2 separate regions of the Mus musculus genome follow, and region 2 is linked to region 1. The links are chromatin contacts, found by POLR2A ChIA-PET in ENCODE. All regions are on one chromosome and are shown on one strand. Each heading gives the region's core, a stretch centred on a gene start or an enhancer-like site at or near the end of the contact. The rest is flanking DNA. Distances are from core to core; before and after follow the strand shown.

The links. ChIA-PET counts read pairs that join two places held with the same protein, here RNA polymerase II (POLR2A).
Region 2: POLR2A ChIA-PET joins it to region 1 with 15 read pairs in Patski. The contact joins the promoter of Arfgap2 here to the promoter of Slc39a13 in region 1. POLR2A ChIA-PET finds 5 or more read pairs at or near these places in 3 of 5 experiments (Patski and embryonic stem cell).

Annotation. Positions count from the first base shown.
Region 1 is chr2:91,068,973-91,071,872 of GRCm38, reverse strand. It overlaps Slc39a13 (solute carrier family 39 (metal ion transporter), member 13), which reads left to right and starts at 1,558. Exons shown (of 10, transcript NM_026721.3): 1 at 1,558-1,718. It overlaps Gm39874 (predicted gene, 39874), which reads right to left and starts at 1,522. Exons shown (of 2, transcript NR_166131.1): 1 at 1,367-1,522; 2 at 250-807.
Region 2 is chr2:91,263,482-91,266,392 of GRCm38, reverse strand. It overlaps Arfgap2 (ADP-ribosylation factor GTPase activating protein 2), which reads right to left and starts at 1,278. Exons shown (of 16, transcript NM_023854.2): 1 at 989-1,278; 2 at 703-821; 3 at 95-167. The coding sequence starts at 1,060. Pacsin3 (protein kinase C and casein kinase substrate in neurons 3) reads right to left here. Exons shown (of 11, transcript NM_001289678.1): 10 at 2,507-2,628; 11 at 1,713-2,202. The coding sequence ends at 2,087.

The DNA of each region.
Region 1 (2,900 bases), core at 309-2,808:
TATACAGAGAAACTTTGACTCAGGGTTGGAGGGTGGAGGGAGGGGTATAAAAGGCTGGGGTTGTAGTTGATAGAGTACTTGCCTGGCACACACAATGCCCAGGCTGTCAGCACTGCATAAACTGGATGTAGGAGGGCACATCTATCCAGGCAGTCCACAGGTTCCAGGTCATTCTCTGCTATATAATAAGTTTAGGGGTAGTCTACATGAGACCTTATGTCAAAAATATATAAATAAATAAACCAAGAGTGGTGGCACACGTATTTAATTCTAGCACTGAGGAGGTAGAAGTAGGCAGATCTCTGTAGGTTCAAAGTCAGCCACATCTACATAGAAAGTTCCAGAACAGGCAGGGGGTTAGGGCTACATAGAACCAATCTCAAAGTAAAACGACAACAACAACAACAACCACACACACAAACACACACTGTGAGGTAGGGCATCAACTGTGATGTGTGAGTTCGGTCTGCTCTCGGAGCGCCCAGAAGGAACAAGGGACCATAGAGAGCCGCAATGGTAGGTGAGGACTAATGAGCCCCTCACTCTGTCACAGCCAGCCCAGGGGAGCACTCATTCGGCCTCTGCTGAATGTCTTCCATGTCAGTTACTGGCTGATTCCCAGAGAAGGATGCAAACATGTATCGGATCGCAAAGGAGTGGGGGGTGTTAGGCCACATCCACACCTTAGCTCCAGCTTAGACATGAGGTGGCCATCGCACGCCCTAGGGAGAGGTACATCCAAGTTGAATTCCGCCTCTGCCATATGTGTGACATATGTCTGACCCTAGGTCAACAGTCAGTACCCACCTGAAAGATAAAAACGATTTGGTAAAGTTAACACTGATTACTGAGTAAATGGTCAGTAAAGGGCTACCCTAGATCAGAGAACTGTAGCCATTGTTATTGCCACTAACTGCTCCTTCGGTCTAAGAGTTCAGGTACAGCTTTGTCAGGGTAAGAGAACACCAAGTCCTTTGTTGTATCCTGGCTTGAAATTCCAGGGCACAGGCTCTAGAAACGTGTACTGGACTTCAAAGGGTTACAGTCCTGGAGACGGTGGCCTGAGGTTCCAAGTGAAAAACCAAAGCATAAAAATAATTCGATGAGTAAGAATAAAATTCCCTCTTCTGAGGTACCCAGAGCCAGGCCCCTCCTTGCGGCAGGCACTTCCCCTTTCCCTAGCTCATGGAGGAGCCAGGCCTGCTGACTCAGAGAGCCATAGCCCTGCTCTCGTCCCGGGACGGAGCGGTTTGGCAGCCGTGCGCGCCCCCGTGTGGCCACTGCTGGAACTGCATCCTCAGAAGGACGCCACACTGAAGCCCCGCCGCCCTGTTGATCCCGGTTCCCGCGTGGGTGCCGCCCTCACCCTAGCTTAACTTGGCTAAACGCGATGCCCACGAGGGTACCCACTTCCGTCCTACTCTCCCCGCAGCCCCAGAATCCGCCCCGAGCGGAAGTGCGCTGACCGCGCGGGTCCCCCATGGTATGAGGCGGAAGCGCCTCCCCCGCCGTCGCTCCGTCTAGCCCCCCGGAGCCGCGCGCGTCGGGTTCCGGACTGTCCCGTGTGACGTGGCTGCACGCCGGGGGTGGCTCCGGGCTGGGGGCCTAGTGGTGGGGCCGGGCGAGGCAGAGCGGGGCGGGGCGCGACACTGCAGCTGGATGGCCGGGCCCGCCCGGAGCGCTGCATCTGCTGCCGCTGCCACCTCTGCCACTGCGCGGTGAGTGATCGCTGGACCCTCAGGCCGGCGTCCGGGGCGGGATGGACCGTGTCAGTTCCCAAACCTGTCGCGACTCGTCCTCAGTTTAGGAGTTGAACTTGCCTGCTCTTTGGCTCTTTACCTCTGACGTCCCACGCTCTGCCCCTCAGCCCTCCCTGCTGCCCCGCTTCTTGTCTTCTCCTTCCACCAGACATTCTAGCTCATTTTATTGACTTTCCTTTCTCTTGCTTTCTCCTTTCTCTCCATACCCCATACTTCTCTGCTGAACCTGTGGTCCCCCCTTGCCTCTGCATGACCCGCTAAGGTCTTGGCCTGGCGAGGGCCTGCCTTGGTCCCAGTGAAGCTTTGCTCGTTTGTTTGTGCTGGTGTTGGCAGTGGCGGCCGCGAGGGGTCGGGGAGGGCTGGGGCAGGGGTCACTAATTATGGCCTGAAGATTCCAGACATAGGCTTGTAGCCCACCAATCAGAGACCGATGATTTCTCTCTTAACATCCATTGGCAGATGAGGAAACTGAGGCAGTTTCAAGGTCACAGCCAGTAGAAGACGGGGCAGATCACATTTAAACTTTCCAGATTGAACTTCTGGCTTGGTTGACTCACATCCCCATCCGGCTGCCATCAGTCTGCAGAGCACATTCCTTCTGCGAGTGCTTCAGACCTCCCCTGGCATTCAGAGGACTTGCATTCCCTCCTCGATGCCAGCAGCTACCTGCATTGTCAAGTTCACCTCATATTCATCGCTGTTAGGGAGCTCTGTTACCTCATCCATTCCCTGATGAGGACACTGAGGCTCAGGCTCATAAGGGACTACAGTCAGTTAACAATCTAGAGCACCAAATTAATTAGCCATAAGTTAGTTACCACAGCCTCTGGCTCTGGCAACTGTGAGGCATCTCTTCTCTTCAGCCCCACCTCTTGTCTCTTGGTGCCCAAGAATAAGATCATTTAGGAGGAAGAGGTTTGGACTATGACTCAGTTTCCCCACCTGTGTTTCTTTGTACCACGCCATCAAGCTAAACAGTGCTGGCTTTAGACCCTGGGGTGTCTTTACCGGCACATTCTGGCAGCCAAGCCTCTCCTGGCAGCTAGAGGCACCCAACAGGGATGGTCCCTCCTCCGGTGGCTGAAGGAGCCCAGCCAGTGCCTCACCCAGTCATTAAGGAAAGTTTAGCCTCAGGCGGAC
Region 2 (2,911 bases), core at 29-2,528, 190 kb before region 1:
CGGAACAGAGAAACCAAACTCACTTTGAGAAATCAAGGAAAAGTTAAATACCCAGGCAGAAGGATGGGGGTGGAAGAAGGTAAAGGAACGTTACCGCATTGGCATTCCCGCCGACCTGCATACACCTCAGCTGCAACCAGCTCCAGTTCGAATCCAACTCTGTGGACCTGTGTACAAGGGCTGAGTGTCACCTTCCCTATCAAGACTAAACCTGTCATTCGGCCTCAGGCTTCTGTGGGTGTCCAGGAACCATCAGTCACTGTCCCATTTCCTCCTCTCTCCCCTGTATTTGAAATCATTGCGCTTCGCCTAATCCAAAGGGTACTAATTATTTCTGAAAAGGAGATCCGAAAGGAGGTCGACTTCTGAGAAATGCAGGCACGGGTTTGGCTCTTCTTAAAGTTTGGTCAAAGTCGCACTGGAGACCTACTGGGCCAATCTTTCTGCAATAACAAGGTCAATGCATCTAAGCTCTCCCCCAAACTGATGCTGAGTACCATGTTAACTGTGAAGAGAGAAGTCTACAGAGGTGGAACCCCCCGCCGCCCTCCGCCCGCAAGCCCCCGCTGTAGGCTACCAGAACTCCCGCCAGGAGAAATCCAAACATCAAATTCAGGAAGGTCCAAGTCCAGGCGCCCTCTCCCCGTCGCTGACCACGCACACAGCCCCCGTGGAGGCACAGCACCCTCACACAGAACCTACCTGATAAAGCTGAGATGGACACCCAAGGAGCGATGCACTCCGGAGCAGTCAATACACAAAAATACACCGTAAGTGATGCTGGCCCAACTAGGACTCTTGGCGCCACAATCGAAACAGGCCTAAGTGGAAAAGACGACAAGCGAACGGTTAGGGCCCAGAGTCGAGGCCCGGCGCTAGAAACCACAAGAAAGCCTCCAACCTCCGTCCTCGCCCTCCCTCAGACCCCAGGGGACAAGAGACGTCTTCTCCGCCGGCGTCAGGACCCGTACCCCGCCCGCTCAAGCACCTTGTTGGTGGGAATTGCGCGAAGTCTCTTAAAAATAGTCTGGATTTCGGTCTTGCTCGGGCTCGCCGCCATTTTCTCTCCTTCCCAGACACAACCGCGACCGACAGGTCCCGGCGCGGGCCAATCCTCGGCGGCGAAGGCAGGCTCACCGCGCCGGTCACGACAGGGCCCCGACCCGCCTACGAGTGGAGTGATTCGACCAGATCTGGGCCAATGAACGTCGGGCGGGGCTGAAACATGACGTTAGCAGCCGGGAGCTCCACCACGGGCCTGAGAGTGAACGCCGCGCTGCGCCTGGCCAATCCGCAGCCCGAGCGGGCGACGGCTCGTGGACTGGCCCAAACTTCCTCACGAGTTCCTGCTGGACCCGGGTACCCTACGTACCGCTCGACCACTGGCTGTAGGCGTCAGGCAGAGAGCCATGGTAACAGACTCTGTGATGGACGAGTAATGATTAACAATCTCCCAAGTGCTCATAGCCCCATCCGGAAGGCATTGGCAGGGCTCCAGCTCAGCTCACAATCCAGCAACTGGCCTAGAGCAGAGGCCAGCACACAACAACCTTGATCACCAAGTCCCTTCCAGTCCAGATTGCACTCCTGAAATTCCGGGGCAGATACCAGGAGGCAACTGCCTGCCCAATCCCAGTTCCATAACACATGGCACGCCCACGGGCCGACCCCGTGCCTCCCACCAGCAAGAGTAGGCTATCAAAAGACGCTCACAACACTTGATGGGGTTTTTATTCTTAATCAAATTTAATGCACACTACAAGTCACAAAAGAAGGTGCTGCCAGCCTCAAACTACATTCTCCCCAACCTCACCCCAGGAACTCCTAAACAGTTTAGGAGCTGGATCCTCCCACTCTGGGATGACCCAAATGTTCCCGAGGAGGCTCGGGCACCTCTCGACCCTCCATCATTCCAACCTCCAACTCTAGACACAGACCCCTGCCCTTCATGGGCCCTGAGACTTCCTCCTGTGGGAAAAGAGAGACAGCAGCAGCACATGGTTCAGGGCCTTCAGGTCCAGCAGTCCAGGAAGGGTTAAGCTCTGGCCCAGGTCAGAGAGACGCCTTGGTAGGGCTGTCAGGGCACTCAGGCGCCCACACATTCTACGTAATTGGCAGGGTACAGACCAATGCGGCCACTCTGCAGCTGGCCCTGGCACCAGCCCTGCTCATCCTCCTCGCTCATCTTCAGCAACTCTTCCCCTGAAGAAAGACAAAACAGTCATTGCCCAAAGCACTGGCTTTACTGGTCTCAAAACTAGGTCATGGACTGGGGGATGGAATAGCACAAGGGCCGACAAACTGGAGGATACCCAACTCAGACCAGGATAGGACACAGCCAGGAAAAGCCACCCAACCTTAGACCCCAGGGAGGCAACTGTCAGGCTGCAGCTGGACCCTGAGCAGCCTGTGAGGATGGAGTCCCTGGCTTTCTTCGTCTACAGCCCTGCTCTAGCAAGTAGGACGGGGGCTGAAGTGGGAAGGACCATGAAAGGGCCCAGCATACCTGCTCGGAAGCTCAGCTCATCAGCCTCCTGGCCAGCATAGTCATAAAGCGCCCGTACCCTCACCCCAGTGGCAACTTTCCGGGGACTCTCCTCATCTGACCAGTCCTCGTCCTGCCCGCTACTAGAGAGGGGAACACAAGGGGCACAACTCAGGGCACAAGACCCACTGTATCCAGTACTCAAGACAAAGGGCTTGGCTGCTTGGCGGCGGGCAGGGAGGAGCCAAGTGAACAGCCATCCTGCTGCCACTCACTACTGTGGATACAGGTCTATCTCTGTGCACAGGACTGTTATACAGCCAAACTTCGAGAGACACCGGACCATGGAGCAAATCTAAACCTCGGTGAAATTAACTCTCCCAAGATGGCCGTCGGGCACTGATGTGATAGGAAAGCAGGAAGAAG